Linked DNA regions of Homo sapiens: regions 1 and 3 are each linked to region 2. Evidence: read pairs that join two places in POLR2A ChIA-PET (ENCODE). Cell type or tissue: MCF 10A. All regions are shown on one strand. Links, peaks and the distances in the headings refer to the core of each region. The heading gives the core; the rest is flanking DNA.

Region 1 (11,043 bases), core at 2,107-10,106, 52 kb after region 2:
TACTCACGGTGTCAGGATGGGGTTGAGAGGCAAAGACCACCAGTCAGAGGTGGAAAGCAGCCAGAACCTGCAGCTAAGGCCCATGGCCACATTCTCACCAGCCTGCCCCTGTAGTGTGCTCAGCTGCCCGGCCTCTTTTGCTTGCTACCTGTTTTCTGATGCCCTGAGTCATTCCATATGTTTCCAATAAATTGCTTATCTGCATAAGTTTGCCGGAGTCAGTTTTTATTGTTTGCAACCAAGACTCTGACCAAAATACATGTATTTTCTTGGGGAGCTGAACTTTAGATATGATTGACTCAGGCTCTTATCCTAAATTCTCAAGCAATCAAAATATAGTGATACAAACAAAGAAGCAAATAAATAGATGAAAAGAGAAAAATAAATTCCTATCAATTATTTTTTTCTAAAGCATTGTTTAACAAGTATTGTTTGGGGAAAGGAAAAGTAAAAGAAGTCAGTATTTCATTTTTTTGCAGCAGGTGACCATATAAACCATAGCCTATGTAGTGAAACCCTCTTCTGTGATTTTTATTTTTTTATTTTTTTGAGACAGGGTCTTTCTCCTGTCACCCAGCAAGAGTGCAGTGGCACGATCACGACTCATTGCAACTTCAGCCTCCTGGGCTCAAGCGATCCTCCAGCCTCAGTTTTTGATTTTTTGTAGAGTCAGGGTCTCACTATGTTGCCCAGGATGGTCTCAAACTCCTGGGCTCACATGATCCTTCTACTCAGCTTCCCAAATTGCTGGGATTATAGGCTTGAACCATTGTGCCCAGCTTCTTCTGTGATTTTTCTAATACTATATTTTGACTCCTAGGAGGTGGCATTCATTGGCATTAAGCATTTTTTGGAGGCTTTTCACATTTATTTAGCATCAATAGAAATAAAGCAACATGCAGAATATATGCAGAATATACCCAGATGCTTCTTCCAAAGACAGAAAACTTGTCCACACTTAGGTTCATTGACTTTTTTTCCCCTAAAGTAAAAAGTTTACTACCTTCCCATCATGTTTCTTAATGTTTTATTAAGACACTCTGTAGAGAAAAATAGCAATTGATAAGACTCTTTTAACAAAGATGTTATTATTTTTAGACTTTTTAAAGTAGGCATTCCAATTTGGCATAACTTTACCCAGCTACTCTTTCAAGAGGACTTGTGTTTATAATTTCGCATTTTGCCTAAGTAGAAAAACATCTCATTTCTTGTACTTAGGAAGTGGTTTCAGCAGCTGGAAAGACCTCAGGCTCAGAGTGTGATAAGCAGTCGTCGCAGAACCGGGCTTCTGACCACACAGCCTGAGGCTACCACGGATAGGAGGCACCACCCAGAAATGTCACATCTCAGTGGCTAAGGCTAAGCCATTTGAGAATTTGCATCAATCCACCCAAATGAATGATGAAAAGTGAAAGAAATCACACTACCTCATCTTTATGCATCAAACAATTTCTTATAAAGCCATTAGTTCTAACAGTTTTTCAGGTGGGGAAGGTAGGTCTCAAAACTCCCAGAAATTTAGTGAATTTCTTGTTTGTTGTAGTAGGTTCGTTTTTCTCAGTTTCTTTTTTATTTTTCTGATCCTGTAACACTTTCTTTGCATCCCTTTGCTTCTTCAGCCTTTGTGACGGGCATGCACTCTGGTGACGCACCCTGGGGACACTGTCTTTTCCCTTTAGTAGTCCCTACTGCTGCAGCCCTATGCGGTCAAACTCCTTCCAGAGGCATTTCCATTTGAATATCTGAATTAAGGTGAAGGTACAGCCACGTGGCTCTTCACCCAGCTGCCTCACACACTCCACTGGTTCTCTCCCACCTTGCTCAAGCTTCTTTCTCTTCTTTGCAGCTTTTTGCAAGGCTCAGCCAACATATTTTCACTCTTCATTCTATTCCTAAGCCATCTCACCTATTCCGGGGATCTCCATCTACATGCTAATCATGGCTATCAATCTACATGTTACATGCTACATGTGACAACCATGGCTATCAGTCTACATGCTTATGACTCTTACTTTTACATGTCTCAGCCAGATCTTCCTGCTAAGCCCATTCCCAGTAATTCTTTTTTTTTTTTCTTTTTTAGATTCAGAGGACACACATATGTGTTTTTGCAGGGTATATCATGTAACAGTGAAGATTGGGCTTCCAGGGTACTGATCAACCAAATTTTTTTTTTTTTGAGACAGAGTCTTGCTCTGTTGCCCAGGCTAGAGTACAGTGGTGTGATCTCGGCTCACTGCAACCTCCGCCTCCTAGGTTCAAGCGATTCTCCTGCCTCAGCCTCCCGAGTAGCTGGGATTACTGGCACACCCCACCACGCCTGGCTAATTTTTGTATTTTTAGTAGAGACAGGGTTTCACCATGTTGGCCAGGCTGGTCTCGAACTCCTGACCTTGTGATCCACCTGCCTTGGCCTCCCAAAGTGCTGGGATTACAGGTGTGAGCCACCGCACCCGGCCCCCTACCACCCAAATATTGAACATTGTACCCAACAGGTAAGTTTTCAACCCTCAACCCCCTCCTACCCACTCTTATTTTGGAGTCCCAGTGTCTACTACTTTTATCTTTATGTTTGTGTGTCCATAAGCTGCCCACCTGACATCACCTAAATGACTTTCAGACAACTCAAACTCCTTGCCGCAAAACTGAACAGCTTCATGTCTTTTGTTCTCAGGGATCTGTGCTCCTCACTGTATGTTTCATAAGCCTTGTCAGTAACTCATAACCATCCCCCAGGGCTGTAAGGAAGACAAGCGACCACCATCCCAGACAGCTGCTTTTTCTTCATCCTGTCCTCTAGTCTCGCTCAACACATGTTCTCAGCATCCTAGACAGTGCTCTTCTTAAACATTAATCTGAGACACCCTCCCGCAAAAAAGGTTTTGGAGGCTTCCCAGGGTTCCAAAGATAAGGTCCCAGGATGATGTAACTGACGAGGCCCTCCATGTACCCGCCTGTCTGTCCAGGCTCACGCTTTGGACTTTCCCTCATTGCTCACCCCGCTCCAGCCACAGTGACCTTGCATCAGTTGCTCACGTATTCCATAGTTTAAGAATTAAATTGTCTAGCCCTACTGGAAGCAAGAAAAAAAAAATTAAATCGTTCTTTATGGGTTCTAACAAAAAATAACAGTTCCCTAAACCACCCCCTTTTTCATTTTCTGCACACCAGGGGAAACTACTTTCAACAATTTTAACTGATTCTTTGGGTAACCTTTGCCTTATCACTAAATAACATAGTTATATTGCCACCTCTTTATTTTTCTGTTTGAGGCTTTATCTATGAATTTCTGTATATGAAAGATGAAAGTTTAGTTATCTTTTACAATATCAGCTCCCACCACATGTGTAGACACTTCTCATCTCCTTCCAACATAAATTACGTAGACACTTCTCATCTTCTTCCAACATAAACTTCAGGCCAGATGCAGTGGCTCATGCCTGTAAATCCCAGCATTTCTGGGAGGCCGAGGCAGGAGGATCACTTGAGTCCAGGAGTTTGAGACCAGCCTGGGCAACATAGCTAGACCCCAACTCTACAGAAAATACAAAAACAAATTAGCCGGGCATGGTGGCATGTACCTGCAGTCCCAGCTACTTGGGAGGCTGAGATTAGAGGATCGCTTGAGCCCAGGAGTTCAAGGCTGCAGTAAGCAGTGATCATGCCACTACCCTCCAGCCTGGGCAACAGAGTGAGATCCCCATCTCAGAAAAACAAAACATAACAAAAAGAAAAAGAATAAAAAAGTAATTAAAATATAACTTCAGTTAGATTAATGTTCAGTGTTTACATGATTGTTATGCTATTTAGAGCTAGGTCATGTAGTTCACTAGGCTTTTTCCTCCTTCTAGAGTTAACCATTGCGTCATTACCAGCTACTTGGGAGGTTGAAGTGAGAGGACTGCTTGAGCCCAGGAGTTCCAGACCAGCGTAGGCAACATAGCAAAACCCTGTCTCTAAAAACAAAACAGGCCAGGCATGGTGGCTCACGCCTGTAATCCCAGCACTTTGGGAGACCGAGGCAGGCAGATCACTTGAGGTCAGGAGTTTAAGATCAGCCTGGCCAACATGATGAAAGCCCATCTCTACTAAAAGTACAAAAATTAGCCGGGCGTGGTGGTGTGCATCTGTAATCCCAGCTACTCAGGAGGCTGAGGCAGCAGAATCGCTTGAACTCGGGAGGTGGAGGTTGTAGTGAGCCACGATCATGCCATTGCACCCCAGCCTGGGTGACAGAGTGAGACTCCATCTCAAAAAAAAAATTGATATGTGTTTAAATTTTATTTTCTATCAGTTTCATTTTAGGATAGTCAGGGAAGTATTTAGTATAAGGCTGAGAACCACTGCACTATACTATGTAGAATATGCTGTTTATCAGCACTTTGCCAGTAAATGATTACCCCTTATGCTAAGCTTTGATGAACACACACTTAATTCAGCAAATAATTATTCCTAATAATTTAATCTGTAGCCCAGGATCCTTGTTAATAGCTATGAAAAAGTAAGAGTTTCATATCCCTACAGTTCCTCATGTACTTTCTGTTCTTGTTCTTGTTTTTAAGCACAGACCGGAAAAAAATGTCACTTGTCATCTCTGCATATGGTGTTGGGTTGCCTGAATCCGAGAAGTACACAAAGGCCAGTGTGTATTGCTTGTACTTTGGTTAAGAGCTGGGTTTTGAGTGGGATAAACATGGTTTCAAAGGTTGATTCAGCTGATTAAACAAATGTAGTCCATCAAAATCTCACATGTAAAATGGGGATGATGGTGCCAATTCATAGGACGGCCAAGGGAAATCCATGAGATAACGCATTTTACATGCTCAGCAGGGGACTTTGCAGAGAAAGTACTCAATTGGACTGGGTGTTGCAGAAAAGCAATTCGCAACACGGACTCTGAAACGGACAGCCTGGGTTTGAATCCCCACTGCAGCACTTGTGGCTCTGTGGCTTGGGGAGTTCCTTACCCTCTCTGTGCTTTGATTTTACTCATGTGTCAGATGAAGATGATAATACAGCTGCCTCAAGGACTTGTCATGAGGATTAAATGAGGTGATATGTGTGAAACACTGGGAATATGCCTGACCTCACTAAAAAGTAGTTATTGCTGGGCGTGGTGGCTCACACCTACAATCCTAGAACTTTGAGAGGCCAAGGCAGGAGGATTGCTTGAGCCTAGGCATTGAAGACAAGCCTGGGAAAAATGGTGAAACTTCGACTCTACAAAAAATACAAAAATTAGCCAGGTATGGTGGTGAGTGCCTGTAGTCCCAGCCATTCTGGAGGCTGAAGTGGGAGAATCGCTTCAGCCCAGGAGGTTTGAGGCTGCAGTGAGTCACTCCAGCCTGGGTGACCAAGACAGACCCTGTCTGAAAAAAATAAATGAATAAAAAATAAAAATTAGTTATCAATGCTATAGAGGGGACACTCTCTCCAGATCATGCGTTCATTTCCTTGTTTGGGGGTTTAGGAAATGTGGTTGGAAATTTTATTCTGGTTCCTTTGAAGCAGAAGTGTTTCTAGTATATATGTTTTTGTTTAGTCATTACAGCTTTGCTCTTCAAAACAAACAAGACTTAGGCGATCACTTAAGAGCATACTTTTAAAATAAATTCGTGGTCAGCATCATCTAAACTTTAAGATAGAATCTAAGCTCCAAATCCTCATTAAATACTCATTGGCCTTTAAGATCCACCGGACATGAGGTCTGTCCTCAGCTGGTTCTATAGCTCAGGTGAACCACAGTCCGGCAGCAAATAATTGTTTACTAAGCTCAGGTGAGAAAAAAAAACTGTCTGGTTAGATTTTTTTTTTAGAACAACAACAACAACAACAACAAAACTGACTTTAGGCTGTTAATTTTCTGGGAAGGGGATTGCTTTCACATTCTGTTTTAAGGACACAGCAGAGTGACCCTCTAAGGGTTGGAAGCAAGAATCAATGATGGGAACAGGTCATGCCACACATAAACAAGGTTCATTATCCTTTGTAGACTTTCCCATGATGCCTCACTGCTTTAATTTTTCTCTACCTACCCCACAGTGTTCCTAGGCCTCTAGAATAAAAGACAAACATCTTAATTTCATTAGTTCCTTCCAGAAGGAAAAATGCATTGTATCTGCCTTTCTGAAATTGATAATTTTATTGTAGTTTTAAAAAGTATTTCTGAGTAAGCAGATTTTTCTGGCTTGTCTCTAAGAAAAAGCTAAAACTATTAAAAAATTACAATTTGGCAAAGATCCATGATTTGGAAAGCTGTGCATTTAGCACTTATTAAAAAATAGTTATGACTTTTTATGCTTATTTATTTATTTTTGAGACGGAGTCTCGCTCTGTCACCCAAGCTGTAATGTAGTGGCATGATCTTGGCTCTCTGCAACCTCCGCCTCCCAGGTTCAAGCAATTCTCCTGCCTCAGCCTCCCGAGTAGCTGGGACTACAGCCACGCACCACCACGCCTTGCTAATTTTTGTATTTTTAGTAGAGATGGAGTTTCACCATGTTGGCCAGTCTGGTCTCAAACTCCTGACCTCAGGTCTCCCAAAGTGCTGGGATTACAGGTATGAGCCACCGCTCCCGGCCTTATTTATTGGCCTTATTTATTTTATTTTATTTTATTTATTTATTTATTTTTGAGACAGGGTCTGGCTCTGTCACCTAGGTTGGAGTGCAGTGGCACAATCACCGCTCACTGCAGCCTTGACCTCTGTGGTCAAGCAATCCTCCTGCCTCAGCCTCCCAAGGAGCTGGGATTACAGGTATGAGCCACCACGCCTGGCTAAATTGTTTTATATTTTGTAGAGATGGAGTCTTGTTATGTTGCCCAGGCTGGTGTTGAACTCCTGGGCTGAAGCAATCCCCTTGCCTCAGCCTCCCAACATGTTGGGATTATAGACATGAGCCACTGTGCCGGCCTAATTATGACTTTTTAAAGAACTCACTTAGGTTAAATCTACAATATAGGAAATCATTCACTAGACTATCCTAAATCGTAAATTACTTTAAAATGTGTTTGCAATAGATATTTAATTGTTTAGAAATATATTTGAAGAACATGCAAAAGAATGCCGGGCGTGGTGGTGGGTGCCTATAATCCCAGGGGCTACTCTGGAGGCTGAGGAAGGAGAATCGCTTGAATCCAGGAGGTGGAGGTTGTAGTGAGCTGAGATCGTGCCACTGTACTCCAGCCTGAGTGACAGAGTGAGTGAGACTCCATCTCAAAAAACAAACAAACAAAAAAACATGCAAAAGGAATTCAAGGAAGCACCTTTTCATTGGCATAAATAAACACTTTTTTTCCATCGATTAAAAAAAATTAACACAGACATTGTTTTTCAGCATGCAGAAAGAATGCTTAATTTATAGAGTGACTTCAATATTTTGATCAAGAGGCCTCAAAATATAAGATTCAAGTAATATGATGGGTGATTTTTCAGAGTTTACAGGAGTGAAGATGCCAGGAACGGACAGCCCATTCCACTCTCATTTTCCTGGCACCAGTGGATTTGTGGAAGACAGAGTGAGGAAACAAGCTCTGGTGAATGTTTTCCTTGAAACTGTAGGAAATGTGATTTGATGGCTTGTATGTTTCTGCAAGGCTGCTCTTCACACAGACTTTCTCTATCTGACTTTGTATTAGATTTCAAACATCCAAACAGACCCTTTCCTCTGGCCTGGGGTGGACAGGGCCAGTCTAAGATAAGTGGCTTTAGTAATTCAGAGTTCTCTGTAGGATCTCTTATTTTCTCTCTCTCATTTTTTTTTTCAGACAAAGTCTCACTCTGTCGCCCAGGCTGGAGTGCAGTGGCTCGATCTCGGCTCACTGCAACCTCTGCCTCCCGGGTTCAAGCAATTCTCCTGCCTCAGCCTCCCGAGTAGCTGGGATTAGAGGCCCATGCCACCATGCTGAGCTAATATTTGTATTTTTAGTAGAGATGGGGTTTCACCGTATTGGCCAAGCTGGTCTCGAACTCCTGAGCCCAAGTGATCCACCTGCCTTGGCCTCCCAAAGTGCTGGAATTACAGGTATGAGCCACTGCGCCCGGCCGGATCTCTTATTTTCTCTAGAGCACGGTTCATCTTCTCAGACCTTAAGTTTATTACCAGAGTATGAAACGCTGGAACAGTCATCCATACAAGAACCCTTTAGATACCCACAAGTCATTTGCAGGGAGTTCAGTTGATATACTATTTACTCTTCTTAATGAAAAACTGCTCACTTTTTTTTTGATAGAGAGACACACAATAACTTACACTTCTACAGTGCTTTTTACTTTAATCTTCTTTGTGTATTGCAATTTGTATAGCCTGTATTAAAAGGAACATTGATCTTGAAGTAAGAGTTTGAAACTTTCCCCTTATTGTCAAATGTCTGAGAAATGTAGTTGGCTGTTCAGAACATTCGTTTCTTTCTATATAAGGTACGCACAATAATAACTCTTAGAGGACTATCAGGAAGTTTAAAGGGGTTTTGTACATTGCAAAACACCATTCATGTGTAAGTGGTTATTGTGAACATGGCTGGTGCTTGATAAAATATTTGTTGAGCCTCTTATGCAAGCTACCAGTAAGCTCCTACATTCAGTATTTCATGCTGCAATTTGACAGGGGTATCATGTGTAGACACTTTATCTGCTGGTGTGAGCTACAACGCCTAGGCTCAGGTCCTGGCTCTGTCACTAACTACTTGGGTGAGCCAGGACAAGTTAAGTTCTGTAAATGTGAAATAATAGCAGATGGGTTATTAATGTTTGCAAAGCCAACTTGCTTGGCCTTCGCTTGTTTAATTTGTGAAACACGGATTTAAAAATTGAGCCCAGGCACGGTGGCTCATGCCTGTAATCCCAGCACTTTGGGAGACTGAGGCGGGCAGATCACCTGAGGTCAGGAGTTCCAGACCAGCCTGGGCAACCAACATAGTGAATCCTCATCTCTACCAAAAATACAAAAATTAGCTGGGCATGGTAGCATGCGCCTATATTCCCAGCTAGTCGGGAGGGTGAGGCAGGAGAATCGCTTGAACCTGGGAAGCAGAGGTTGTGGTGAGCTGAGAGCTGAGGTTGTGCCACTGCACTCCAGCCTGGGTGATAGAGCAAGTCTCCTCGAAATAAAAAAACAACAACAAAAAAAACCATTGAATTTACTGATGAAGTGATATGATGTGTGGTATTTACGTCAAAATCACCCAGGAGATGGAATATGGGAAGTAGAGGGGGTGTAGGTAAAATGAGACCGTCCATGAATTCACAGCTGCTGAAGCCAGCGATCAGCACCTGTCAGTGAGTTCCATTCTCTCTGCTTCTGTATATTTCTGAAATCCCCATGATAAAAAGTTAAAACAGACAAACAACTAAGAGATGCCTTCAAAAGAATTCAAGATGTAACAATCTGAAAATTAGCTTCCGAAATCCCACTTGGTGTATTGGTGGATTCTTTTATTTTGTTTTTTATTTTTTGTTTGTTTGTTTTTTTAAAAAAACAAAGGAAAAAGCCCCTGGGTTACTTGAGACAGTGGGGGAAATATCAGCTCAAAGATTCTCAAGTGTAGCCGTTATCTGATTCACCCCTACTCCCTCAGCAAAGTTGGCCGCCTCTAGTGGACAGGGTATTCCCCGGTCCCATCCTGGGCTCCAGTGACTCATACACTAAATCAGAGTTTCACATCTAACTATTATGGGCATTGGTTACTAAGGCTGGAAGCCAAAAGCCTGCTTGAAATGAAGATTCCTTTCTAAAGGTCAAAACTTTCCTCCAGAAAATGTTCCTCTCCATCAGGAGGCCTTGGCATGATGTCACCTTAGATATGAACTTACGAGGGGACGTTTCCTAAAAGTACACTTATCTCTTTTGTGATATTCATGTTAGGGATGAAATCAGCCTATGTCATACACTGACTTGTTCACTTAAAGAAAATGCCAGATAAGCAGGGAATTCATCACAGTCTTGATCATTTAGACTGTCTGGATGGTCGACCGCTGTTTCACTTTACCTCTGCTTCATAGGAATTTGGAATAGGACTAAGGCTGCAGCCCTTGCTCTCAACACACTGACCAGATGCTAACTGGTCAGGACCTTTTCTCCCACAGACACTAAAAGAAGATTCAGAAATCTTCCATGCTCAGGGTGCCAGGCAACCATTGCCCATCAATAGAAGTTGGCAAGTGAAATGAAACCTAATCACCTGCCCCTGAAGCAGTCTTGCTTTCAAAGTTAAGAAAACTGAGGCTTAGAGAGGTTAAGAGGTTAAACAACTTTTCTCTAAAGTCATACCTGTCATGGCTGGGTTGAGTTTGAGGCCACTTTCTCTCTGAGCTCAAGCAAGCTAGAAATTCTATGTCCCAAATATGGAAATCAAGCCTTTGACAGAAATGTAATAAGGATAAGGTATATTTGCCCACACTTTTCATATCTTGAAATAACTCTGTGGGGGTAACTGTGGTATCTCTGACACAGGAGGAGAATGAAGTGCAGCCTAAGAGCATAGAATTGGTGAATGGTGGAGTTGCAAACCAAAGCCATTTTTCTTTTCTTTTTTTAACTTAAAAAAATTTTAAATTATTTTTAATAGAGATGGATTCTTACTATGTTGCCCAGGCTGGTCTGGAGCTCCTGGGCTCAGGCAGTCTCCCCACTTTGGCTTCCCAAAGTGCTGAGATTACCAGTATGAACAACTGCACCCAGCCAAAGCCCTCTTTCTCTATGCTCAAAAGCTATCTCTTCTTTTCTTTCCTTTTCTTTTCTTTTTTTTAGACAGAGTCTTACTCTGTTGCCCAGGCTGGAGTGCAGTGGCACAATCTCGGCTCACCATGACCTCCACCTCCTGGGTTCAAGCAATTCTCCTGACTTAGCCTCCTGAGTAGCTGGGATTATAGGCACGCACCACCACGCTCAGCTAATTTCTTGTATTTTTAGTGGAGATGAGGTTTTGCTGTGTTGGCCAGGCTGGTCTTGAACCCCTGACCTCAAGTGATCCACCTGCCTCAGCCTCCCAAAGTGCTGGGATTGTAGGCGTGAGCCACCATGCCCGGCCAAGCTACATTCTTTC
Region 2 (11,043 bases), core at 1,099-9,098:
GCACAACCAATGCCTGGCAAATTTTTGTATTTTTTGTAGTAACGGGGTTTCGACATGTTGGCCAGGCTGGTCTCGAACTCCTAGCCTCAAGTGATCTGCCTGTGTTGGCCTCCCAAAGTGTTGGGATTACAGGCATGAGCCACCGCCCAGCCTCAGTGCTTATTTTAAATACATTGCTATAATAGAGTATGAACTGTGGCAACAAACACTTCATATTATCTCACAACCAACTGAAATATTGAAAATACAACCTAAACTCAAGGTACCATAGATACTGTTGTCTAATAGGTGGGAAATTATCTCTTTTTTGATTCATTCATAATTTTAAAACTTTGGATAGATTTCTGACTTCTAAATGAAAAGAGTAACTCATTATTTTGTTTTTTATTTTCTTGTTCTGAATTTTATACTTAAAGCTGACTAACATAGTTAAAGGCAGATCTGAGGTGAACATTATTGTAACTGGGCAGTCCATTTTCACACAGGGCAGAGTATTCTTGAGGGCATTTATTTGCCTTTTGTTTTTTGCATTGACCTATATTTTATATTTTTAAGATGACTTTGGGGTTATTTAGAATCTCGCTTGTATTTTTGTGTTCTAGATCCCAGTAGATCAATTTAAGCCATCTGATGTGGAAATCCAGGCTTGCTTCCGGCACGAGAACATCGCAGAGCTGTATGGCGCAGTCCTGTGGGGTGAAACTGTCCATCTCTTTATGGAAGCAGGCGAGGGAGGGTCTGTTCTGGAGAAACTGGAGAGCTGTGGACCAATGAGAGAATTTGAAATTATTTGGGTGACAAAGCATGTTCTCAAGGGACTTGATTTTCTACACTCAAAGAAAGTGATCCATCATGATATTAAACGTAAGTATCTTTGGACATATACCTTTTTGGCTCAAAGAGACTAGTTATTCAGGAGACAAACAAGCTCCTTCCTGTAATCTGAAGACCCTCCATGGAGGGTGGAAAGCTCCCTCAGAGCACCGTCCGTCTTCCTTCTCCAGAGACATATCTTAGAATCATGCGGGGTTACTAGAGCTTTCAAAGTCATAAGGAAAGATTACTTTCAACAGTTGTTGAAAGGTTATAGCTACATACCTATTAGGTACTGCTCTGTTAAAAAGGCTTTTAAAATTGCAATTTAGGCTGGGCACGGTGGCTCACGCCTGTAATCTCAGCACTTTGGGATGCTGTGGCAAGTTGATCACCTGAAGTCAGGAATTGGAGACCAGCCTGGCCAATGTGGTGAAACCCCGTCTCTACTAAAAATACAAAAAAAAAAAAAAAATAGCTGGGCATGGTGGTGGGTGCTGGTAATCCCAGCTACTTGGGAGGCTGAGGCAGGGGAATCATTTGAATCTGGGAGGCGGAGGTTGCAGTGAGCTGAGATGGCGCCATTGCTCTCCCAGCCTGGGTGACAAGAGCAAAACTCCGTCTCAAAAAAAAAAAAAAAAAGCAATTTACTTAAAAACATACAAACACAGAGACAAGTATTTTTGAGAAACAAATACCTTTTTCATTTTTTATACCAATGTAACAATAATCCATTAAACACACCTTTACTAACTGTTTTCTAGGAGTCTGATATGATGAGGAAATAGGTAAACCTTTAATAGCCAGTACTAAATTAGAGTGGCACAACTTTCACTGGGAAAAAAGATGGGTATTTTACTTTTCTGTTTTAGAAAAGTGGCTTGACAACAGTATGCTTATGTCTTAGAGTTTGAAATTCAAGTTCTTGAACATTATTAATGGCTACAATCATTCATACCCACATTGGCTGTATTCTTGATGGATCCAAAGTGATTTTCACCTCAACTCTGAATTTCATTCTCCTCTTTTGAATATAATACAACCATCTCACTAGAGGAAGCATTTCAGTCTTTTCTGATTGGAGATTCATTATTGTTTTAGATAATGTTTTCATTTGACTTATGGGTATATAAAAAATTTTATCTTAAAAATATTTCCTCTCATTTTAGCTAGCAACATTGTTTTCATGTCCACAAAAGCTGTTTTGGTGGATTTTGGCCTAAGTGTTCAAATGACCGAAGATGTCTATTTTCCTAAGGACCTCCGAGGAACAGAGGTAATTATGTTCACATGAAAAGGGTTACTATTTTATTAAGAATAAAAAGGAAAAAATGTTCTAGAATTATTGTGGGAACGAAGGACAAAGAAGGGGAAGAAACCCACTGCATTAAATCATTATTTTCCTTGGAACACATTTAATGAGCACTTGCTCTGTGTCAAGTACTAAGTTTAGCACTTGATTTTTTATTGTATTTTTTGCTATGTTATTTATAATACATAATAGTATTTGTAATATAATATACATGTTGATATATATAATATAGAACATTTGTACACAATGTCATGTCAAAATAGATCACATTGGCCAGGTGTGGTGGCTAATGCCTGTAATCCCAGTGCTTTGGGAGGCTGGGGTGGGAGGATCAATTGAGCCCAGGACTTTGAGACAAGCTTAGGCATCATAGCAAGACCCCATCTCTATAAAAAAAAACTGGTTTAGGCTGGGCACGGTGGCTCAAACCTGTCATCCCAGCACTTTGGGAGGCTGAGATGGGCGGATCACCTGAGGTCGGGAGTTTGAGACAAGCCTGACCAACATGGAGAAACCCCGTCTCTACTAAAAATACAAAATTAACCAGGCGTGGTGGCGGGCACCTGTAATCCCAGCTACTCGGGAGGCTGAGGGAGGAGAATCATCTGAACTCAGGAGGCAGAGGTTGAGGTGAGCCGAGATCGTGCCATTGCACTCCAGCCTGGGCAACAAGAGTGAAACTCCATCTCAAAAAAAAAAAAAATTAGCTCAGTGTGGTGGTACACGCCTGTAGTCTCAGCTAGTTGGGAGGCTGAGGTAGGAGGATTGCTTGAGCCCAGGAGTTCAAGGCTGCAGTGAGCCATGGGCATTCCAGCCTGGATGACAGAACGAGATGTTGCTTCAAAAAAAAAAAAAGCCCCCCAAAATAGATCATATCCACAGTTCGGCTTTATTTTGTGTGTTTTTGTTTTTGTTTTTGAGACAGAGTCTTGCTCCATCGCCCAGGCTGTAGGACAGTGGCGCATGATCTCAGCTCACTGTAATCTCCACCTCCTGGGTTCAAGCGCTTCTTAGTCTCCTGAGTAGTTGAGATTACAGGCATGTGCCACCACATCCAGCTAATTTTTTTTTTTTTTCAGTAGAGATGCAGGTTTCACTATGTTGGCCAGGCTGGTCATGAACTGTTGGCCTCAAGTGATCCTCCCACCTCAGCCTCCCAAAGTGCTGGGACTACAGGTTTGAGCCCCCGTGTCTGGCCCACAGTTCAGCTTTAATAATAATTATAGAATTAGAGTTAACTTTATAATAAGTTTAGCACTTAAAAAGCAGTATGTTATTTAATCCTTACAACAACCCAGTTGTTGCTATTGTTATTCTTATTTTACAATCAAGGAAATAAGTTTGCAGAGATTAAAATAAAGTGTCCAGAGTCACTCAGTGACAGACCCTGGACTTGAACCCAGTTCTTTCTAAGTCTAACCCTAAGGTCTAACTGCTACATAACTTTAAAAAATTATAATATTACATACATTATTAAAATATATTAGTGATATAACTAATATCACTGAGTTTTGGCTCAATGACAGTCTTAACTATGGTCATTAATATTTATGAGGACTCTAAAGGCCTCTCTTTGAGCCTAGGAATTCTATAATAAACCTCAAGTAGTGAGCATAAATGTATCTTATTTAAAGATGTAAAACAGCACTCATGTTTAACTCATCTGTGAAGCAAAAAACGACCCAGAAAAGCCTTTCTTTCCTGACTCTAAATGAGATTCTGAAAAATGCGTTCGCGGGCTTCCAAGTAATGTATTTAACATTCACATCATTAGGCTGACTGGGTGATTCAATTAGCCAGTGTCCACTGGGCATCTGCTATGTGGCAGGTTCTTGTGAGCACCAACGAGGAAGCATGACACAAGGCAGTGAGGAGCAAGCCTTAGTGGTACTCCAGCGATCCTCACTCTTTGGTGGGAGGACTTACTTTAAATTACCTGAATTATTAAAAGAGCAACCGTTTAGGGATGGGCGTGGTGTTCTCACACCTGTAATCCCAACCGTTCGAAAGGCCAAGGAGGTGGGGGTGGTTTGCTTGAGCCTGGGGGTTCGAGACCAGCCTGAGCAATAGAGTCAGACCTCATCTCTTTTGAAAAAAAAAAAGAAAAAAAGAAGGAAGGGAGGGAGGGAGAGAGAGAAGGAAGGAAGGAAGGAAGGAAGGAAGGAAGGAAGGAAGGAGAAAGAAAAAGGAAGGAAGGAAAGAAAAAGAAGGAAAGAAAGAAAGAAAGCATGCACAACAGTTTAGTTCACAGTTGATTGTGATGGGCACAAGGTTGGATGCAAGCAGGAAGGTAAATGGGTGTAAAAGCTGCCTCCTTGGCCCCTCACCACTACCGGGGGAAGCTGCACTGCCTGAGCCACTCAGCCCCATGCCCTTCTCTTTGCTGGAAGTGCCCATAGGAAATAGAGAGAGGGTCTTTGGCTGCACCTCTATGTCAGGATTACCAGGTCAGTCTTGGTGTTCAATCAGATGACAACCCTTAGTCTAGTCTAGCTAGTATACGTGTTGCACTGAACTGGATTGCAGCCACAAAAAAATTGTCTTCCTTTCAAACCAGATTCTTCCAGCCTGGGCAACATAGTGAGACCCCATCGCTACAAAAAGTAAACAAACAAACAAACAAAAACTTTACTTTTTGTAAAAATGGCATGGTGGTGCATGTCTGTAGTCCCAGCTACTCAAGAGACTGAGGTGGGAGGATTGCTTGAGCCCAGGATGAGGCTGCAGTGAGCTGTGATTATGCCACTGCACCCATAGCCTGGAAAATAGAACAAGACCTTGTCCTAAAAAAAAAAAAAACGCCAAGATTCTGTAAGTCCTTTCTCAACTCTCTCAAAGCCAGCACTCTCCCGGGCAGCAGAAGAAATCCTTGCTTTTGTGAATATTACTGAAGTTATTATTGAAAATGCTCGAGCGAGGATTCTTGACGGTTGTCTTTGAGCAGAACAATATTCAGAAGGGAAGCTGTACTTTTTTTTTTTTTTTAAGAATGCTTAGTCCCCAGATCTTAAGAATACTTTACCAAAGTGTGAGGTCTAATAAGACTTAATGCTTACGACATGTTTTCTTTGGAAAATGTTTCAGCATATTTGGCATTAGTCAGGAGTTCAGATATGTAATATTCCACCACCCTTTTTCCTGGAACCAGTTTGAAAAACAAACTATTTATGGTATTAAAGATGGAAAATACTTTTCTCTTCCTGGCAATGTGGTGAAGTTGAACATTTTGCAACATTGGAGAAAGAAGTGTTCTTTCTGGGGCTGTCTAGCGGAATGCATGGATATGAGATAATAACATATTTTACTCCTGAGTAGTATTTGGATCAGGTTTTTTTTGGCAAATGCAAATTGCTTTTTGTGAAGTGCAAAACTGTGCCTTGGTGTTTATAAATATAAACTCTCTTCTAATCAGCCTGCATTTAATATCTGCCTAGTACACACGAGTTGAAGTTTGATAATGAACAAAGTTGTGAAGTGACCAGTGAAACCTTTCAACAAGCTTGCTTTTACCCTTCCTACTTAAAGAGCCAGGAGATCTAATTAGTCAACTGTGCAGACTGGCTGATGTTAGAATTTGATCATGTGGCTACTGCACAGTCATAGACAATTTCTGATTTCTGCAGTATAGCTCCCAAATGCAAACCCTGGTTACCCCTGTTTGATTGCTCTCTCTAAGCATTGGTATTCAGAGCATTCTATTGTAACCATGTAATACACATCCAGGGTTAATCCAGCATATACAGAATAGACTGTTTTTGAGTTGCAAGGTACAGAGAGAGAATACATAGTGAATGCGAATAACAAATCAGAATTACTTTTAGAACTTGGTCCTTTTTGAAAAATCCTTCTAAGTCTGCTTGGTTTTACCTTTGTAAGTTAACATATAGTCATCACATGCACATATACGCACACACACGGTCTCTTTCCCTTTCTAATAAACATATTGAAAGGTGAAGGGTTCGATCGCTGACATCAAGGTTTTCTCTTGCTCCAGTGCCCTGCCCCGAGGGTGCAGAACTCTCAGAGAGCCCTGTGTTGGTCCCACCAGGGCTGTTTCATGCCTTCTAATCAGCCAGAGTGCTCGAACATTATGCCCTGCTGCTCCCTGATCTAACTGGTAGTTGGTAGAGCTTGAGGAACAAGAGCTCCGAGCCAGGAAGCTCTGGGGTTTCTACCTGAGTGGCAGCACCCAGGCCACCAGGCTTACAGATGTTCCATCCCCCCAGGCTGCCTAGGCGTGCAGTCACATAGAACCTGCAGAGCCACCTCTGCACAACCCCTGTGGGCTACACCAGCAGTGGGCACTCCGCCCAATCCTTGCTTTATTGGCAGGGAGGAGGGGGTACAGGAGAGAAGATAGGCATCCTCTATGGACAGTTAATAATACCCATTGCATTTCTTTTTCTTTTTTATTTGATTGTGGTAAGAACACTTAGCATGAACTCTACCCTCTCAACACATTTTTAAGTATACAATACACTATTGTTGACTATAGGTACAATGTTGTGCATTAATTTTTTAAGTTTGTGATATATTTAGTAGCAAAGTCCTTCTGGAAAGTCCTCTGGCTCTGCTGCAGGGAAAGCTTGAGAACGGGAGCTCAGTTTCACCTGTTTGCTGAGAGCAAAAGGAAGCTGGCCCGGAAGTGGCTTGCAGGAAGGAGTTGAGCAGGGTTAGGGTGGGGAGACTGGGCAGTTTCTCTGGTTTTTGTAAGCTAGTTCTCTAATTACTTACCCTGAAATGTGTTCCGGAAACACTGACCTCCATTCTCTTATTCACATGGCAGACAGTGTACAAGCTGTTTCAAGCGAAATACTGATAATCAGGATATTAACTACTATATGTCTGCACCAGCCATGAATACAAATCACTGGTCACCAGTGTTTGCTCTGTTCCTTTTTAAAAAAATGTTTAATTAAATTAGGTAACTAATTAATTTGTAAAGATGGGGGGTCTCCATCTTGTCCAGACTAGTCTCAAACTCCTGGGCTCAAGCAATCTTCCTGCCTCGGCCTTCCAAAGTGCTGAGATTCAGTGGCTCACGCCTGTAATCCCCACACTTTGGGAGGCCGAGGCAGGTGGATCACGAGGTCAGGAGTTCGAGACCAGCCTGGCCAACATGGTGAAACCCCATCTCTACTAAAAATACAAAAATTAGCCAGGCGTGGTAGCACATGCCTGTAATCCCAGCTAGTTGGGAGGCCGAAGCAGGAGAATAGCTTGAACCCGGGAGGCAGAGGTTGCAGTGAACCGAGATCGCACCATTGCATTCCAGCCTGGGTGACAGAGGGAGACCCCATCTCGAAAAAAAAAAAAAGCCAAAGTGCTGAGATTATAGACATGAGCCACCATGCCCCACCTCTCTTTGTTTCTTTCTTAAGTTTAGAAATAAATGCTCGTTAGAGAAACTATTTATAAAACCAGCCCTGTTTATTCAGCATGGACTCATGAGACCAAATATAACTTATACAATGTTAATATGGCTGCATTTAATATTTAGTCACTGGGCTACATAGTAGGTAAAAATAACAGATAGTTTGTAAAAATGACTCTTTAGAATCACTTCTACAATATTACACTTTATTTTTTAAGTTTTTCCCTTTCAAGAAATTTGTGTTAATACCCTATAGACTTCTATCACCTTTTATCATTGCAGATATTTAGAAGGTTAGCAGTGTAATGACAAACAGATAAAGAAGTCTGTTTGTAGTTCATTTAAATATAAAAGGAATTGGCGTTTTAGTTGAAAACTTAGCTACACCTGATCAGTGTACTGCAGAACTTTGATGAGTGGGAGTCCCTGATAGATTCCTGGTTCTAGGCTCTTTGCCACCAGATCAACCAGAAAAAGGTGGTGTTTTGTTTTGTTTTGTTTTGTTTTTTGAGACTGAGTCTCGCTCTGTCTCCCAGGCTGGAGTGCAGTGGTGCGATCTCGGCTCACAGCAGCCTCCGCCTTCCGAGCTCAAGCGATTCTCCTTGCCTCAGCCTCCCAAGTAGATGGGATTACAGGTGCCCATCACCATGCCCAGCTGATTTTTGTATTTTTAGTAGAGACCAGGCTGGTTTTGAACTCCTGATCCGCCCACCTCAGCTGGGATTATAGGTGTGAGCCACCGCGCCCGGCCAGGTGTTCTTCATCAGACTGCAGGGACACCTCCAGCAATTGCTGCATGGTTCCTGGGGAATGCCTGCATTATTCTCCTAGTTTAAGGCAAATGAGCCAATTTCCAGAACTGGATTAGGGAAATGGAAACCCACACAAAGGAGGGGAATGAAGCTGAATGTTTCCCACTTCTTTTTCAGATTTACATGAGCCCAGAGGTCATCCTGTGCAGGGGCCATTCAACCAAAGCAGACATCTACAGCCTGGGGGCCACGCTCATCCACATGCAGACGGGCACCCCACCCTGGGTGAAGCGCTACCCTCGCTCAGCCTATCCCTCCTACCTGTACATAGTAAGTGGGGTTCAACCAGGGCTGGGGGCGGCGGGGGGGGGCGTTGAGTTATGCATCCCGCAGGCTTGGGAGGGACTGCTCTGCCTTCTATACCACCCCCATCTGAATGAGGCAATGGTGAAATGACAGGTAGCTACAAGTTCTTCCCATGTAGAAGCAAGCTCCATTCTTGCAAAGAAAACATAGCTATTTTAGTGGGAGCTTACTAAAATGTGCATTGGGCATAATTTATGCTATTCCATTGTATGTGTAATAATGCAACACTACTTAGTAGCATCAGAGTAGCATAAATATTTCAGCAAAGGAAGTTGTATGTGTTCTTTGAACAGTTAAAACATTTTTTATTATTAATGTTCACACCAGTGTGGCTTGTAGTGGAACATGCAATTCCCATTTTACTGTTGATAAATTCAGGAGCAGACACTTCCCTGTTACTGCACAGTGACTTTTGGGACACTGATTTGAAGCTGTCACTGACATTCAAACCTATCACTTATCTTTTGTAACATTAAATCAGAAGATGGGTTTAACCTGGTATCCTTTAGAAATTAAAGTGGGCCAAGCACGGTGGCTCACGCCTGTAATCTCAGCACTTTAGAAAGCCAAAACAAAAGGATCTCTTGAGCCCAGAAATTCAAGACCAGCCTGGGCAACAAAGCAAGACCCCATCGCTACAAAAAATTAAAAAAATTAGCTAGGTGTGGTGGTGTATGCCCTGTGGTCCCAGTTGCATGGGAGGCTGAGGTGAGAGGATCACTTGAGCCCAGGAGTTCGAGGCTACGGTGAGTTGTGTTGGTGCCACTGTACTCCAGCCTGGATGACAGAGCAAAGACCCTGTCTCAAAAGGAAAAGAAAAAAGAAATTAAAGGGAAGCTTGCTTGCTTAAGGGCTGAACTGCATTCGTTGCAGGGCATGTGGTGGAAAACGGATTACTTTCTAGGTCCTGGTACTAGCATGCTTTTGCTGTTGAGGGTGTATCACCATACCTTTGATGCTAAGAGAGCTGGTTTGTTGATAGATCCACAAGCAAGCACCTCCACTGGAAGACATTGCAGATGACTGCAGTCCAGGGATGAGAGAGCTGATAGAAGCTTCCCTGGAGAGAAACCCCAATCACCGCCCAAGAGCCGCAGACCTACTAAAACATGAGGCCCTGAACCCGCCCAGAGAGGATCAGCCACGCTGTCAGAGTCTGGACTCTGCCCTCTTGGAGCGCAAGAGGCTGCTGAGTAGGAAGGAGCTGGAACTTCCTGAGAACATTGCTGGTAGGGACACCCTGCTGTGTGCCGCACACTTACTTCCCTTCTCTTTCTGTCCACATCAAACCTCTGATGTAGTTCATGAAAGCACTTGGAAAAAAAGGAAATGACTTCTTGAGTACCATACCTTGCTTGAGAAATTTCAGCAAGATTAGCAGAAGCATGTTTTTTTTTTTAAATTGGCTAATTTAGCACCAAATTATAACAGATTTTCAGTGCAAGTGTAGGTAGCACAGTCACTGGAAAATGCTTCTGACTTGCTTTTTTGCAACTTGCTTTTTTACAACTTTTGTCTTTGAAAACAGATTGAGCATGACAGCTTTGCAGTTGGTTCTTCTTAACTCACTTTTTTTTTCTTTTTTTTTGAGATGGAGTCTTGCTCTGTTGCCGAGGCTGGAGTGCAGTGGCATGATCTTGGGTCACTGCAACCTCTGCCTCCCGGTTTCAAGTGATTCTCATGCCTCAGCCTCCTGAGTAGCTGGGATTACAGGTGCCCACCACCACGTCTGGCTAATTTTTGTATTTTTAGTAGAGATGGGGTTTCACCGTGTTGGCCAGGCTGGTCTCGAACTCCTGACCTCAGGCAATCCACCTGCCTTGGCCTCCCAAAGTGTGGGGATTACAGGCGTGAGCAACCATGCCCAGCCTAACTCATTTATATTAAGCCACCCCAGTCCTTGGTGGGGGAACATCATGGCACTGCCCTGCACAGATAAAATACTCAGTTTGAAGTCAACTTGCATTTCCATCTTCCTTGGCTTAAAATCTTGCCAGTTGTAAATTTTTCCCACTTAGGAAAGTCAGTATGCTTTCCAGGAGCATTGAATATGCATAAAGAGGGATTTCCATTTTTATTAAAAGTCTGTGGCATTCTTAATCCATTTAGGTCCAAACCGAGATGTCAAGCCTGGTGCGCTTGTTTATATTTCTTTGCTGCTTGTCTAACTTTTGTGTATTTAAAGAGAGCAATCTGGCTGTTGGAAAAATATGCCAGGATTTCTAACTAATTTCTTGTCTCCATTGACTCCTGTTTGAACTTTTTGTTCTATGTCATATTATGTGAACTTAGCCATAGTGTTCAAAGACCCATCTTTCACGCTTAAGACACTGTTTTATTAGGCCCCAAAGATTTATTTCACTGCAGAAGGAACAGGTATTTATCATTTGACACGTTTTCTTGTTACTTACTTTGTAATGTTTTCC
Region 3 (11,043 bases), core at 969-8,968, 72 kb after region 2:
GGCACTACAGGTGTCAGATTAATAGAGGGAGGCAGAAAGTACAATGGTGGTCACCAAGGGCTGGGGAGGAGGGGACATGGGTCAGGGAGCTTATTGTTTAATGGGTACAGAGTTTCTGTTCTGCAAGATGCAAAGAGTTCTGGAGATGGATGGTGGCGATGGCTGCACAACATGAATGTTCTTAATAGCATTGAACTGTACACTTAACAATGGTTAAGAAAGGGTCTTGCCCTGTTACCCAGGCTGGAGTGCAGTAGCCCTATCATAGCTCACTACAGCCCCAAACTCCTGGGCTCAAGTGATCCTTAGCCTTCCAGTGGTCTTTGTTGTAGACAACCTGATGGATTCTCATGGCACAGAAGATTAATTAAACAATGTCTTTCAATTTTAATACGTTTCTGCAATCCAAAAAAAAAAAAATAGTTAGCATGGCAAGTTTGATGTTTGTTGCGGGAAGTCCGGGACCCCGAATGGAGGGACCGGCTGAAGCCATGGCAGAAGAACATAAATTGTGAAGATTTCATGGACGTTTATTAGTTCCCCAAATTAATACTTTTATAATTTCTTATGCCTGTCTTTACTTCAATCTCTGAACATAAATTGTGAAGATTTCATGGACATTTATCACTTCCCCAATCAATACTTGTGATTTCCTATGCCTGTCTTTACTTTAATCTCTTAATCCCGTCATCTTCATAAGCTGAGGATGAATGTCGCTTCAGGACCCTGTGATGATTGCGTTAACTACAGAAATTGTTTGTAGAGCATGTGTGTTTGAACAATATGAAATCTGGGCACCTTAAGAACAGGATAACAGCGATTTTCAGGGAACAAGGGAGATAACCTTAAAGTCTGGCTGCCTGTGGGCCAGGCAGGACAGAGCCATATTTCTCTTATTACCAAAAACGGGTAAGAGAAGTATCACTGAATTCTTTCCCCAGTAAGGAATATTAATAATTAACAGCCCTGGGAAAAGAATGCATTCCCGGGGGGGCCTCTCAAATGGCTGCCCTGAGAGTGTCTGCCTTATGCAGACGTAGGTAGGGATGAAACACGCCCTAGTCTCCTGCAGCGCCCCCAGGCTGGCTAGGATTAGGAAATTCCAGCCTGACAAATTCTAGTCAGACCGGTTCTCTGCTCTTGAACCCTGTTAAGATGTTTATCAATGACAATGCGTACACAGTGGGGCATGGAAGTTCATTAGTGATTCTAGTTTCACCCTGACCTTGTGATCTCGCCCTGACCTCCTGCCTTGTGATCTTTTGTTGCTCTGAAAGCATGTGATCTCTGTGACCCACATCCTATTCGTACACTCCCTCCCCTTTTGAAAATCACTAATAAAAACTTGCTGGTTTTGCAGCTTGTGGGGCATCACAGAACCTGCCAACATGTGATGTCTCCCCTGGACACCCAGCTTTAAAATTTCTCTCTTTTGTACTCTTTCCCTTTATTTCTCAGACTGGCCGACACTTAGGGAAAATAGAAAAGAACCTATGTGAAATATCGAGGGTGAATTTTTTTTTTTTTTGAGACAAAGTCTCACTCTGTCGCCCAGGCTGGGGTTCAGTGGCATGATCTCAGCTCACCACAACCTCCGCCTCCCAGGTTCAAGTGATTCTCCTGCCTCAGCCTCCTGAGTAGCTGGAATTACAGGCGCGCACCACCACCCCCAGATAATTTTTGTATTTTTAGTAGACACGGGGTTTCACCATGTCGTTCAGGCTGGTCTTGAACTCCTGATCTCAGATGATACACCCACCTCAGCCTCCCAAAGTGGTGGGAGTACAGGCATGAGCCACCGTGCCCGGCCACATGTGACTTTATAGTTCCTCCCAAGAAGCAGTGTATCCTTCTCTGCCCCCTAGTCCAACCCAGCCTAGATTAGCAGAGCCCCAAACCATCTGTGTAAATATGAGTGGTTGTAAATGATTCTTGTCTATAATCGCTGAGTTTTGGTGTCTGTAGTGTATTTCTCAGCAATAGCAAACAAATTTTTCTTTTTTTTCTTTGAGACAGAGTCTTGCTCTGTCGCCCAGGCTGGATTGCGGTAGTACAATCTCAGCTCACTGCTGACCACAGTGAGCTGAGTGCCACCACACCTGGCTAATTTTTGTACTTTTAGTAGAGACTGGGTTTCACCATGTTGGCCAGGCGGGTCTCAAACTCCTGACCTCAGGTGATCCACCTGCCTCGGCCTCCCAAAATGCTGGGATTATAGGTGTGAGCCACTGCGCCCGGCCTGCAATAGCAAAGAAATGTAAGTACAAACATACTTCAAATTTTAAAAGAGTTTCTAAGCTGGGCACAGTGGCTCACACCTGTAATCCCAGAACTTTGGGAGGCCGAGGTGGGTAGATCATGAGGTCAAGAGATTGAGACCATCCTGGCCAAACTGGTGAAACCCCATCTCTAGTAAAAATACAAAAATTAGCTGGGCATGGTGGTACATGCTTGTAGTCCCAGCTGCTCAGGAGTCTGAGGCAGGAGAATTGCTTGAACCTGGAAGGCGGAGGTTGCAGTGAGCCAAGATGGCACCACTGCACTCCAGCCTGGGCGACAGAGCGAGACTCCGTCTCAAAAAAAAAAAAATAAATAAATAAATAAATAAATAAATAAAAAATAAAAACCCCATAAAGAAGCAGTTTCTATAATGCCTATGTACATTTCAAATAATACTAACACTAATATTAATACAAATGCTAATAAAAGAATATAAATATTTTAACCCAACTTAAGTAATAAACATTACCAAATACCTTTTCCCATTCTTTTCCCAGAGCTAATTATGATCCTGATTTTGTTAATTACCTCTTTGCCTTTCATTAATTACTTCTTTGCCTTTCTTTATAATTTTGCCAATTTTTACTTATCTCTAAGTAATAAATACATTACTGAATATTGCTTATTTTTAAGCTTTATTGTACTATGTAAACTTGGTTTGGCACAAAATTATGTTTTTGAGATTTAACCACATTGATTGAGATACTCCCTTCCCCCCGCCATTTTTTCCTTACCTTATTGGTTGCAATTGATTATTAATATTTCACATGAATATTTTACCTAATCCAAAGTTAACTAATAAACTTTATTCTGCTCCCAAATCAAAGAACCTCAGAATGCTTTAACATCAATCTCTCCACTCACAGTTAACATACCATTGTTGTCCAGTAATGTTCAACTTCACACATATAATGTTCAACACAATATATGTTAACCATTATATTGGTTAACATAATCAGTGAATTTATATTTTCCCACATTTAGGCCAGGCATGGTGGCTCATGCCTGTAATCCCAGCACTTTGGGAGGCCGAGGTGGGTGGATCACCTGAGTTCAGGAGTTCAAGACCAGCCTGGCCAACATGGTGAAACCCCGTCTTTACTAAAAATACAAAAATAAGCTGGGCATGGTGGAGGGCACCTGTAATCCCAGCTACTCAGGAGGCTGAGGCAGGAGAATCACTTGAACCTGGGAGATGGAGATTGCAGTGAACCGAGATCACATCACTGCACTCCAGCCTGGGTAACAGATTAAGACTCAGTTTAAAAAAAAAAAAATAGCAGGGCACGGTGGCTCACACCTGTAATCCCAACACTTTGGGAGGCCAAGGTGGGTGGATCACCCGAGGTCAGGAGTTCGAGACCAGCCTGGCCAACATGGTGAAACCCCATCTCTACTAAAAAAAAAAAAAAAAAAAAATTAGCCGGGCGCGTTGGCAGGCGCCTGTAATCCCAGCTACTCAGGAGGCTGAGACAGGAGAATCACTTGTACCCTGGAGGCGGAGGTTGCAGTGAGCCGAGACTGCGCCATTGCACTCCAACCTGGGCAAGAAGAGCAAAACTCCATCTCAAAAGAAAAAATGTTCCCACATTTTATTTATTCACCAATCTTTCTTGTATCTCAGACTTCTCTGTGATCATTTCCTTTTATTGGGAATTGTATATTTTAGAGTTTTTGAGAGTCTGTTAATGGTAATTATTCTCAGTATTGCTTTTTCAAAAACAATCTTTCAAAAACATCTTCAAGATGTCACAATTTTACTTTTTTCTTTTAAGAATTGCCTTGTTTGGGCAGGCAGTTTCCTGTCAATACTCACTTTCTCACGGCACTAATATTGAAGATAATAATCTACAGTTTCCTGACTTTCACTTTTGCTGCTGAGTAATTAGCTGTTCATTTTATTTTCACTCCTTTGTAGATCATATGTCTTTTCTCTCTGGCTGTTTCTTTCCAGATGCTTCTTTTTTTTTTTGAGACAGAGTTTCATTCTTCTCACCCAGGCTGGAGTGCAGTGGTGCAATCTCAGCTCAAGGCAACCTCTGCCTTCTGGGTTCAAGAGATTCTCCTGCCTCAGCCTCCTGAGTAGCTGGGATTACAGGCGCCCGCCACCATGCCCGGCTAATTTTTGTATTTTTAGTAGAGACAGGGTTTCACCATGTTGGCCAGGCTGGTCTCAAACTCCCGACCTCAGATGATTCATCACCCTCAGCTTCCCAAAGTGCTGGGCTTACAGGCATGAGCCACAGTGCCTGGCCCCCGGATGCATTTAACAATTATTCTGCTTGGGATCTGTGGGAGTTGCTGAATGTATTACATCAATGATCTCTGTCCACCTCCCTGGTTCAAGGTTTTCTCCTGCCTCAGCCTCCCAAGTAGCTGGGACTACAGGTGCATGTCACCCCATCTGGCTAATTTTTGTATTTTTAGTAGAGACGGGGTTTCACCATGTTGGTCAGACTGGTCTCAAACTCCCATCCTTAAGTGATCAACCCCCCTCAGCCTCCCAAAGTGTTGGGATTATAGGTATAGGCCACCGCACCCTGCTTTCTTTGTTTTGATACAGGGTCTTGCTCTGTCACTCAGGCTGGAGGGCAGTGGCACAATCTCAGCTTCCTGCAGCCTCAACCTCTTGGCTCAAGCGATTCTCCTATCTCAGCCTCTTGAGTAGCTGGGACCACAGGCATGTGCCACCACACCTGGCTCGTTTTTGTATTTTTTGTTGAGATAGGGTTTCACTATGTTGCCCAGGCTAGACTTGAACTCCTGACTCAAAAAATCCTCCCACGTCCCAATGTGCTGGGATTATAAGCATGAGCCATCACACCTGGCCGTATCAATTCTCAAAATTCTGAGTCCTACCCTTGCTAATATTGCCTCTCACACACATTCTCTGCTACTGCTTTCCTGACTCAATGCATGCTGGGCCTTCTCTGCTATGTGTCTTAACCTCTTTATTACTTTCATTTTTTATTTTTATTTTTGGCACTGTAGGGTACATTTTGAGTAATTTATTCAAAAGTATCCTCCATCCCACTAATTTGGTCTTTAATTGTATCTAATCTGGTGTTTGCGTTTCGATTTTTAATTGTAGTCATTATCTTTTTATATGTTAGTTGTGTTAGTTGAAGTTTGGATTTAGTTCTATTGTTTTTTCTTTCTGTGCATTCTTCCTCATGATTTTTTTTTTTTTTTTTGAGACAAAAGTCTCGCTCTGTCAGCAGGCTGGAGTGCTGTGGTGTGATCTTACCTCACTGCAACCTCTGTCTCCCGGGTTCAAGTGATTCTCCTGCCTCAGCCTCCTGAGTACCTGGGACAACAGGAGCGTGCCACCAGACCCAGCTAATTTTTGTATTTTTAGTAGAGATGGGGTTTCACCATGTTGGCCAGGATGGTCTCGATCTCTTGATCTCATGATCTACCCGCCTTGGCCTCCCAAAGTGCTGGGATTACAGGTGTGAGCCACTGTGCCCAGCTGAGCTCATAGTATTTAGAACTCTACTCTGGGGATTATTTAATACTTAAGGCTTAGTTGGTTTGAGTGTACATTTTTCCAGAAAGTATTTGTGTTTGTGTCTGCTTGGCACTGCAGACATTATCAGCCAGATCCCTGTTGTCTCCTCTTGTGGCTTTCCAGGCTACGCAGACCCCATCAACATGAAGATTGTCCATGAATGCCCAGGGAGAACTGAAAGACATGACCCCAGAGCCAAAGCAGAAATAGAACCTGTCTCTTTGCCCTCTGCTTCAGTGAGGTCAATTTTTTTTTTTTTTTTTTTTATTGAGACAAAGTTTTACTCTGTTGCCTAGGCTGAAGTGCTGTGGGGCGATCTCAGCTCACTGCAACTTCCGCCTCCTGGGTTCAAACAATTCTCCTGCCTCAGCCTCCCCAGTAGCCGGGACTAGAGGCGCCCACCACCACTTCTGGCTAATTTTTACATTTTTAGCAGAGACAGGGTTTCAAGGGTGAGCCACCACACCCAGCCAGTGAGGTAGAATTTTTCTCACTTCACCGTTTCCTGGGTCTGGGCGCTGTGTGTGTGTGTGTGTGTGTGTTTGGGATGAGGAGTGTTCATTGATTTGACTTCTGTTCAAATGGAGCTCAAAGCTTATCTCCCGTGTCCATAAACAAGGCTGTTCAAACAGGTTAGGCCACCTGGGGTCGGAAGGTATTTTAAAGTATTTTAGGCATGTTCAAGACATTATACGGGGCCCCTGACAGCCATCAGATATGCAGAAACTTATGTACAAACACATCAAGTGAGACTTCACTGGATAAAAAGATTTCCAAAGCCATCTGGAGTTGGAAGGTATTTTAAAGTCGGCCACAGCATCATTGCAGGCTGGCCCCCTGAGCTTGTATTTCTGCTTTGTTCCACGCGAGCTTCCTACAACCTTATCCATTCATTTCAAAATATTGAACTTTGTATTTTTTCTAAAATTTTAAGGCTTTATAACAGAGTTTCAGGACGTCTAGTCTGCCATATTCCTAGAAGCAGAACTCTCACTTTATTTTATAATACACTGGAGTCTTGCAACGTGTCTTTCGCAGTGGAGGCCCTCACATGTGTGCTGGATGAATGTGTGACGGCTGCTTTTCACATGTTAATTCCATCTCTCCTGTCAGATACTCTTGCATTTCTTTCATGTCTGCCCTAGCGTCTAGCTTAGTGCTGTGCGCTTGTTAGGGGTTCATTATAGCACTTGTTGAATGAATACACAGGTCCTTGTCTTGTCTCTCTAGGGAGGGAGTTTTTATAATTGTTCTTGGAAGCCTGTTTTATATATTAGTCATCTTTACATTAAAAAGTGCCTGTGGGGCCAAGTGTGGTGGCTCACACCTGTAATCTCAGCCCTTTGTGGGGCTGAGGTAGGAAGGACACTTGAATCCAGGCGTTTGAGACCAGCCTGTATAACAAAGCAAAACCAAAATAAAATAATGATAATTATTACATATTATTTATCATTCTATAATAATAATTATTATTAGCCAGACTTGGTGGTGCGCACCTGTAGTCCCAGCTACTCAGGAGGCTGAGGCAGGAGGATCACTTGAGCCCAGGAATTCAAGGCTAATCATGCCACTGCACTTCAGCCTGGGCAATAGAGTGAGACCCTGTCTTTAAAAAAAAGTAAAGTTTTAAACCATTAAAAAATAATAATAAATAAAAAACACTCATGCAGTCTAATCAATGCCTCTTCCCCAGATGTTAACCTGTTTCCCTCCCTTTTGCCCTTTGTGAATATGGAGAACAGTTGCTTGACAATTTTCTCATTTAACAACAATTACGTTTTTAGATACCTAAATGATGTTAAGGCAGCTCTTTAAAACATTGCTTTGCTGAAGCAACCTCATTCTTCCAGTGGTAGAGAACATAATTCCGTATATTTGTGGGGGTGGTTGGGTGTGGAATGACCAAAGCTTTATTTCGGAAGTTCTCTGTCACTGAAAGTGCCCTGATAGAAATAAAGCACTTAATGAGGTCTTGGACAGGTGCTGCCCGCCCAGCATTCTTGCTGAAACTCTCCCTGTGCGTCACTGGCTCCTGGGCGCGATGTTTCAGGTAACTCGGGCAAAGCACGCATGCTGCTGTGGCTCTGTGGTCAGCCCATGACGAGAGCCTCGTCCACGTTCCGTGAAATCTGTGAGTGCTGCCCGAGTCGAGCTACCGTTGCTCACCACCGCCACTTCCTGTCTTCCTACCCAGCGCCGCGGCTCTCGGAGGCTGCCAGTGGCTGGGTGCGCCTGGCCTGAGTCCTCCACCCGAAGAAAATAAGGAACCTGGCCAGAGAGAGGCAAAAGGAAGAGTCTGCTCCTCATGTTCCTTCTTGCTGTGGTTTTACCCTCGCCACTTATTTCGTGGTCATTCATTGGTGAGTATTTGAGCAACGTTCATAACATGACTGGGGGCCCTTGACAGTGATCGGATGTGCGGAAACGTAGGTAAAAGCTCACTCAACAGTGAGCGAGACTTCACTGGATTAAAAAAATAGTCCATTTCCTTTTTTTTTTTAACTTTTACTTTCAGTTCAGGGGTACATGTGCAGGTTTGTTACATAGGTAAACTTGTGTCATGGGGTTTGCTGTACAGATGATTTCATCACCCAGGTATTAAGCCTAGTACCCATTAGTTATTTCTCCTGATCCTCTCCCTCCTTCCACCTTCCATCCTCTGATAGGAACCAGTGTATGTTGTTCCCCTCTATGTGCCCATATGTTCCCATCATTTAGCTCCCACTTATAAGCGAGAACATGCAGTATTTAATTTTCTCTTCCTGTGCTAGTTTGCTAAGGATGATGGCCTCCAGCTCCATCCATGTCTCTGCAAAAGACATGATCTCATTCTTTTTTATGGCTGCATGGTTGTCCGTGGTGTGTATGTACCACATTTTCTTTATCCAGTCTACCATTGATGGGCATTTAGTAGATTCCATGTCTTTGCTATTGTGAACAGTGCTGCAATCATATGAAAAAAGCTTAATATTACTGATCATTAGAGAAATGCAAATCAAAACCACAATGAGATACCATCTCACACCAGTCAGAGTGGCTATTATTAAAAAGTCAAAAAATAACAGATGCTGGCGAGGTTGCAGAGAAAAAGGAATGTTTTTACACTGTTGGCAGGAGAGCAAATTAATTCACTAGTTGTTGAAGACAGTGTGGCAATTCCTCAAAGGCCTAAAAACAGAAATATCATTTGACTCAGCAATCCCATTACTGGATATATACCTAACGGAATGTAAATTTTTCTATTATAAAGACACATGCACACATATTGGCCGGGCGTGATGGCTTACACCTCTAATCCCAGCACTTTGGGAGGCTGAGGCAGGCAGATCATTTGAGGTCAGGAGTTCGAGACCAGCCTGGCCAACATGGCTAAACCTCATCTCTACTAAAAATACAAAAATTAGTCAGGCATGGTGGTGCATGCCTGTTGTCTCAGCTACTCAGGAGGCTGAGGTGGGAGGATTGCTTGAACCCAGGAAACAGAGGTTGCAGTGAGCCGAGATCATGCCACTGCACTCCAGCCTGGGTGACAGAGTAAGACTCTGTCTCAAAAAAAAAAAAAAAAAAAAAGACACATGCATCTATGGTCCATTTACTTTTGCCTGTTCAATGAGATAACCAATTGTGCCACTAGCAAGAATGAAGCTAGTTCTTCTCAAATGCTCAGCTTTGTGCTTCGAAAATGAGAAGAGACACAGGCCCTGCCTCCCTGAGAACACCTCTTGACAAATGGATTTCTGAAAAGGAATTCATTCAGTTATTCAACACAGATGTTTACGTGCCAGATACTATTGTAGGCATTTGAGATACAGCAGTGACCAAAACAGACATCAATCCCTGCCCTGGTGAACATTCGTCCAAGTTGTGCACAAATACATTTTTATTAATGAAAGGAGGTTTTTCAACTCCCAGGGGGTGACTGTTACTTAAGGAAAGCTGACTGTGGATTCTTCTCTTCTTCTTTTTATTTATTTATTTATTTATTTGAGACAGAGTCTCACTCTGTTGCCCAGGCTAGAGTACAGTGGCACGATCTCAGCTCACTGCAGCCTCTGCCTCCTGGGTTCAAGTGATTCTCCTGCCTTAGCCTCCCAAGTGGCTGGGATTACAGGCATACGCCATCATACCAGGCTAATTTTTGTATTTTTAGTAGAAACAGGGTTTCACTATGTTGGCCAGCCTGGTCTCGAACTCCTGGCCTCAAGTGATCCACCCACCTCGGCCTCCCAAAGTGCTCGGATTACAGGCATGAGCCACTGCACCTGGCCGGATTCTTATCTTCTCTTAAGAAAAGACCCTTTCTGTGCCCATGCCAGGGGTCCCCTGGTGATGGGAGGCAGTAGAGGTTGCTGATCAGTGGCCATGGAGGACCAGGTGACCAAAAGCTGGGAGGCAAGAAGGCAGTAGGGTGCAGGACTGAGGCTCCAATCCTGGTGCACGTTCCATTGTCCCGCTGGACTTCGCTTACAAAACACAAATTCAAGGTTGGGCATGGTGGCTTGCGCCTATAGTCCCATCCACTTGGGAGGCTGAGGCTGGAGGATCACTTGTGCCCAGGAGGTGCAGGCTGCAGTGAGCCATGGGTGCAACACTGTTCTCCAGCCTGAGTAACAGACCATGACCTTGGCTTCAAAACAAACCAACAAACAAAACATAAAGTCAAAGATCAAATTAGTAAGATTTTAAATGAATAATTAATTAAACCCCAAGTGCTAGGGGAATGTGAAAACTTCCAAATGCTGGGACTTTCTGAACATGTGGGGCCCTGAGTGACTATCCCGGTTACTCAAGCTGGCCCTGCCCAGAGCTGTTAACTGGTATGTTCTACAGGGATGGTATCTCTCTTCCTACCTTGCAGCTATGCTGTGAAGAGTAAGAGGAAGTATTCTGAAAAGTGCAAGGTCTTATACTGAGGTAAGACACTCTATTGTTTTGTTTTGAGACAGAGTCTAGCTCTGTCACCCAGGCTGTTGTGCAGTGGCTGGATCTTGGCTCACTGCAACCTCCGCCTCCCGGGGTTCTAGCGATTCTCCTGCCTCAGCCTCCTGAGTAGCTGGGACTACAGGCATGCGCCACCAAACTTAGCTAATTTTTGTATTTTTAGTAGAGATGGGGTTTCACTATGTTGGCCAGGCTGGTCTTGAACTCCTGACCTCAGGTAATCTGCCTGCCTCAGCCTCCCAAAGTGCTGGGATTACAGGCATGAGTCACTGTGCCCGGCCCACTCTATTGCTTAAGTCTGATTTTTTTAC

Evidence for each region. ChIA-PET counts read pairs that join two places held together with the same protein. Peaks named below come from ENCODE experiments on the same cell type or tissue, not always from the same donor. Only the 100,000 strongest peaks of a DNase experiment are listed, where the experiment ranks them.
Region 1: POLR2A ChIA-PET joins it to region 2 with 5 read pairs; 10 of 35 experiments call an interaction of 5 or more read pairs at or near these places.
Region 3: POLR2A ChIA-PET joins it to region 2 with 5 read pairs; 15 of 35 experiments call an interaction of 5 or more read pairs at or near these places.

What each region holds. Positions count from the first base shown.
Region 1 is chr10:30,501,144-30,512,186 of GRCh38, forward strand. No RefSeq gene overlaps it. Among named protein-coding and RNA genes, the nearest start is that of MAP3K8, 72 kb to the left of the region's middle. RefSeq lists an enhancer at 9,487-9,716. In MCF 10A, for the core only: no CTCF peak of the experiment used is centred there; a DNase peak (open chromatin) is centred at 9,608.
Region 2 is chr10:30,449,656-30,460,698 of GRCh38, forward strand. It overlaps MAP3K8 (mitogen-activated protein kinase kinase kinase 8), which reads left to right. Exons shown (of 9, transcript NM_005204.4): 5 at 603-864; 6 at 1,983-2,089; 7 at 8,429-8,581; 8 at 9,600-9,846. Among named protein-coding and RNA genes, the nearest start is that of MAP3K8, 21 kb to the left of the region's middle. In MCF 10A, for the core only: no CTCF peak of the experiment used is centred there; a DNase peak (open chromatin) is centred at 5,286.
Region 3 is chr10:30,521,692-30,532,734 of GRCh38, forward strand. LOC105376478 (a long non-coding RNA gene) reads left to right here and starts at 7,972. Exons shown (of 2, transcript XR_007062102.1): 1 at 7,972-8,151. RefSeq lists enhancers at 7,879-8,028, 8,249-8,638. In MCF 10A, for the core only: no CTCF peak of the experiment used is centred there; no DNase peak of the experiment used is centred there.